2 separate regions of the Homo sapiens genome follow, and region 2 is linked to region 1. A link is an interaction called in ENCODE POLR2A ChIA-PET data of the cell type or tissue named here. Cell type or tissue: PC-9. All regions are shown on one strand. Links, peaks and the distances in the headings refer to the core of each region. The heading gives the core; the rest is flanking DNA.

Evidence for each region. Peaks named below come from ENCODE experiments on the same cell type or tissue, not always from the same donor. Only the 100,000 strongest peaks of a DNase experiment are listed, where the experiment ranks them.
Region 2: POLR2A ChIA-PET joins it to region 1 with 5 read pairs; 2 of 35 experiments call an interaction of 5 or more read pairs at or near these places.

The regions. Positions count from the first base shown.
Region 1 is chr11:85,874,404-85,877,329 of GRCh38, forward strand. The region is part of intron 3 of CCDC83 (coiled-coil domain containing 83); the gene reads left to right. Among named protein-coding and RNA genes, the nearest start is that of CCDC83, 20 kb to the left of the region's middle. In PC-9, for the core only: no CTCF peak of the experiment used is centred there; a DNase peak (open chromatin) is centred at 1,268; H3K27ac peaks cover 463 bases.
Region 2 is chr11:87,261,749-87,264,674 of GRCh38, forward strand. All of the region lies in intron 6 of TMEM135 (transmembrane protein 135), which reads left to right. Among named protein-coding and RNA genes, the nearest start is that of TMEM135, 230 kb to the left of the region's middle. In PC-9, for the core only: no CTCF peak of the experiment used is centred there; no DNase peak of the experiment used is centred there.

The DNA of each region.
Region 1 (2,926 bases), core at 227-2,726:
AAATCAGGATTGAGTAATCATTTTCCCCTTAGCCCATCATTTGGAGCCAGAAATAGTTAAAGTTCTTGTTTCCATGAAGATTGGCTCAAGAATGCACATTAGTGGACCCAGCAGTGAGGAGCAAGGAAAGACAGATTCTAACTACAACTCTGTATCTGAATATCATCCATTTCTTTCCTTTTATGTTGTTATTGCTGTAATTTAAACCACCATCTCTTACTCATCCTTCCCTCAAAGTACATTTTCCACAGTGCAACCAAATTACCTTTTGAATATTGTAAACCAGGTCCATTCTTTCATTCCTACTATTCTACCACGACTGCTCTAGCAAAAGTTATTAATGACTAATTTGCCAGGTCTAATAGACTCTTCTTAGTCCTTAAACTTTACCTCTCATCTCTTAACATCCTTCAGTGGCTTCCTATTGCACAGAAAATAAAATCTATCGTCTTTACTAAAGTCTTCAGCGCCCTTCAAAATCTGACCCCTGTTCACCTCTCAAACCTTGTCTCCAGCTGCTGATGGAGGATTTTTTGCTCCTTAGCTCAGCTAGGTCTGGGTTCTTGACTCACAACCAGGAAGAGGTAGGCATGCAGACATGCGAAGAGTGAGCAAGGCGGGAAGTTTTATTGAGTGATGAAACAGCTTTTAGCAGGGAGGGGATGCAGGGGTGGTCCCCCTACCCAAAGGCAGGAAAGTTCCCAATATGGCTGAGCCCAGGGATTTTTATGGGTTCAGAGTAGAGACTGTGTGCTGATTGGTTTCTGAGCATGCAAAAAATGTTAGGGTGGGCACAATAGTGTAGAAAACCAATTAGGAAAGGGTAGGTATATGTAAAATAGGTGAAGGATGAGGACCAATCAGAGGAAAGCTCGCCAAACAGGAAGGCGGGTTATCAATATGGTTGGAGGATTTACCCAGGACTGTTTCCAGCTTGAAGGTTGGATTTCACTGGGGACCGGCCCCATCTGCCTAGGCATTTGTCTGCCTCCTGCCTCTATCACTGCTCCACCTTTTGCTTACCATCTCTTCTTTGAAATCTTGAAAAACCAATCTATTTATTTATGCCTTTACTCATGCTGTTTCCTCTTCCTGGAATGCTTTTTTCTTGGTTAGCTCCTTTTCATTCCCCCAACCTAAGTTGGAATATTGTGTAAAATTATATCTCCATTATTAAACAGCAAGCTTTTTAGACAGCAGCAATCCAGTCTTACTTCTTTGTTTCTCCAGAAGAGTCCAGCTTAAGTAGGTGTTCAATAAATATTTGTTGAGTTGATTCATGCTAACACTAGTGGAAGAAAAAATGTTTTGAGGTCATAGATATTTAACATGACTCATGTTTTCTCTTCAGTTATTTCAAAATCAGAAATGCCCCTCTTCTTTCCTACACATCATCTCTTCCTATGTATATTTAGTTCTGTTTGGATTATCACCCCATTTATTATCTTTCTCTCAGTTTGCATTCATTGCTCCACCTACCTCATTAGATGTTCCGTAGTTCACTCTGTCTACTTCCCTACTCTCCATTCATTCTTTCATTCCTACTATTCCACCACAACTGCTCTAGCAAAAGTTATTAATGACCAATTTGCCAGGTCCAATAGACTCTTTTTAGTCCTTTCTTTACCTCTCACCTCTCCAGCAGCCACTTCCTTTATCTTAAAACCCTTTTCTCCTTTGGGTTCCAGGACCTCACTGCAACTTAACTACTTCACTGACCATTTCTTCTCATTTTTCATTCACTGCTCTTTGCCTAGACCCATCCCTTAATTATCACATTTAGCAGAGTTCTGATCTCAACCCTTTTCTCTCACTCCTTTTTGGGGTCATCTCACTTAACACTATGGCTTCAAATAACCATCTATTTGTTAATAATTTTCATATCTATATTTGATAAATTTCATAATATTGTACACCAAAAAAAATGAGTGTATGTACAAACGGAAATGAATAAAGTCTCTAGCTTAGTTAATAACATTGTACTAATGTCACTTTCCTGGATTTGATAATGTACTATGGTTATGTGGAATCTTATCACTGGGGAAAGTAAGGTGAATAGTAGATTGGAACTCTCTGCTCTGTTTTGGCAACTTCCTTTCTTGTTTTTTCATTTGTTTGTTTGAGACAGTCTCACTCCGTCACCCAGGCTGGAGTGCAGTGGCGCGATCTCTGCTCATTACAATCTCCACCTCCCAGTTTCGAGGGATTCTCGTGCCTCAGCCACCCAAATAGCTGGGATTACAGGCATGCGCCACCACACCCAACTAATTTGTGTACTTTTTGTAGAGACAGGGTTTCACCGTGTTGGCCAGGCTGGTCTCAAACTCTTGACCTCAAGTGATCCATTTGCCTCAGCTTCCCAAAATGTTGGGATTACAGGGGTGAGCCACCACACCCAGCCTCTTTTCTTGTTCTTATGAGTCTTAAAAAGTTAAAAGGGTAAGCATGACATGACTTTATATGAAAACAAAATCAATCTTTTTTTTGTAGCTTATTTACTGAATATCCTTTTTCCATTTTTATAATGTGATAATTATTCTTACCTTAAATAGTAATTATTTACCTCACTTTGTAGGATAAACATATTTTTAGCACATTAGTGATACAGCTAACTAAATTTCGTTTCTGTATATTACTCAAAATAATTTTTGAGACATTGAATTCTGTCAAATGCTATCAGACACATTCTCCTTCCATTCAAAATTCATATGGGGTTTGGGAAATTAATATAGATGATATTAAATTTATATATAATGTCAAATAGTGTTTAATAATGCTTATGCAGGCCAGGCACAGTGGCTCATGCCTGTAATCCCAACACTTTGGGAGGCCAAGGCAGGAGGATCGCTTGAGGCCAGGTGTTTTGAGACCAGCCTGGGCAACATAGTGAGAGCCTGTCTCTACAAAAAATTGTAGAAAGTAGCCA
Region 2 (2,926 bases), core at 275-2,774, 1.4 Mb after region 1:
GTGGCTGGGACCACATGTGTGCACCACCACTCCTGTCTAATTTTTTAGTTTTGTTTTTTAGAGGCGGGATCCCCTTACGTTGCTCAGGGTGGTCTAGAACTCTTGGGTTCAAGGAATCGGCCTGCCTTGGCCTGCCAAAGTGTTGAGATTGTGGACATGAGCCATCAGGTTCAACACAGAATTATTTCTATACATACCTTTGTACCTATGTTTATATTTTTAAAAATGAGATCACAAATTATATATTGTTCTGTAGTGTTTTTCTATTTAATAATGCATCTTCGGATTCTATCCAAATGTCAGTACATATCCTCATTGTTTTTAGGGGCTGCAAAAAAAATCTATAAATAAGTATTTAAACCTTCTCAACAGACATTTACACTATTTGCAGGTTTTCGTTGTTGCAAACTGTACAACCATGAACATTGTTTTTAAAATATCTTTGTGCTCCTGTTCCAGTATTTCTAAATTTATGTTACTGTTTATATATTATTGATAGGTTAGATACTTAGCTACAAATGGATTCGCTGGTTCAAATGTACTAGACATATTTAATGTTAATAGATATTGCCAGATTGTCCTCCAAAAAAGGCAGTATCCATGTATTTTCGCTCCAAGAGTGCTTATTGATTCCTACATCCTAGTTTATGTTGGTAATTTTTATCTTTTTGTCAGTCAAATCATCTAAAATGTAGGTAATACCTCATTTTTGCTGTACTTTGAGGTGGAACACCTTTTCATTGGTTTATTAGCCATTTCGATTTCCTACCTCTACCTATTTTTTATTTTTAAATTTATTGCTCTGATTTGTAGGAGCTCTTTACATGCTATTAATGTTTGTTCCTTCCTGTTATATTGTTGTATCAATCAGCTACTGTAAACACAACCATAAAATCTGAGTGGCATATAACAGCAAGCCAATTATCTGGCCAGCTCTGTTTCATGCTGCAGGTCTGTGGGGGCAGTTGGGGAAGTTCAGCTCCCCATATCTTCATTTTGAGCCGTGAGCGGAGGGGACAAAAATCTATGCAAGGAAGGCTGTCTTCATAGCAGTAGCATGAGATTTGTTTCTATTAACATTGTCTACAAAATATTGGATACATGTATACATTAAGTACTTTATTTCAATTTAGCACATACATATCTGCTCATTTACCAAGGCGTTTTTTGTGAGTATGAGTTGCCTAGGTGGAGTTCTGAGTTGTTTTTGTTATAAGATATTGTCTTTTCAAAGCATTCAACTCAGTTTTCATGGAAAAAAAAAACCTTTCTTCCTTTTTGTTTTATGTAATATGTAAGCCAGTTACGTAATTACATTAAGAAGTACAACTGACATGAACACATTTGGGGACAAATACAGCTGAGTCTTGACAAGCATGTAACAACTAATATGAAGAGAGGTGTATGTGGTCCTATTTGGAGTAGTGTTTTATTTTTGAGCAATCAATGTGCATATTAGAATATTTACAGAGAAAATAAGGAAACTAAGATAAATTTGTCCTATTTAATCTCTTAAATGGAGATTGGATACAAGAACTGTTACTGTGAAGAGCACATTTTGAAAATATTTGCTAAATTCTGATTCTTCATATTTTGTTACTGCAATATCATCATCACTGTCCTCTTCTCCATTCCTTTAGAATTTTTTCCATGTCTTAAAGCTGTCAAGATTTGGCTCCTACCATTTTTGCTTTGGCTCATTATTTATCCTAGTAGAGCCAGACTTCACTCATACTTTTACTCTAGGAACTGGTTGACATATTTGACATATGTCTTGATTCTTACGTATTAAAAGTAACTGAAGTTCAAAAATTCATAAACTGTAAGCTGATTTAGTGTTCTTTTTAGTCCAGTATGTTGCAACATTTCATAAATAAAAGTGTTATTCTCTAAAGTGAATAATACCAATACTTAAGTTTCACAGAATCATAGGGTTTTAGAGTATGAAGCAAAGTAGAGATTATGTAATAAGCATTGTCTATTTTCTGGTGAAGAAAATGAACGTGAAAAATTTTTGTAGCTTTTCTTAGATCACACAGCAGTTAGTGGCAGAGACAGAAGTGGAATTTTTGCATAATTTACTTTCAAATACCATTAATTATTTTAAAACAATTGAATATTTTGAAATTTATGTGAGGGACATGGCAAATAGACCCAGTATTATTTTTGTACTCGTAAATACCACATTGTGATGGCAAGCCTTTTAGAAAGGAAATATGAAATTAAATGAAAAACCTAGAAATTAAGGAAGATAGAAGTTTGGTAAAAAAATTCTTAATGTATATTTTGGATTTTACATATGACATAGTTTAAACTGTAGTGGAAATATCATACCATGTCATGGAATGCTTTATCTTTCTATTTGAAATAGTAAATATTTCTAATTAGTGCTGTTAAAAATTTTTGAAATTCCTTTATTGTGACTAGGTTTTAAACTAGAAAAGAGGATAAAAGCTACTTTGTAGTCAGATGTCTATGATCTCTGTCTATGTTTCAGTCTCTCTCTCTCTTTTTTTCTCCTCTCCTCCCCAATCTCACTTTTCTTTTCTGTTCTTTTTCTTTTCTTTTTTTTTGTTGTTTGTTTTCTGCTTTTACTTTAATTTATAATGTCTAGGAAGTAACTAGTAATCCACTATGGCACCTAACATTATTAGTCATGTCATTTTAAGTTTGACAAGTATGTAGATAAATGGTATTTTAGATCCAAATTAAATTTATGTTACTGTTTATATATTATTGATAGTTTCTTTTTAGTAGGAAGGAACTATACTTTGCATTAGCATATGTTTATAATCGCTCCTGATCTTTTATCATGAATTGATCACTTTTTCTTATGAAATGTATTCAGATATGTATTGAAGACTTATTTGAATGCAGTCTGTACATTTTAAGAATTTCAGCTGTTTAATCTCTACAATGTAGTTCC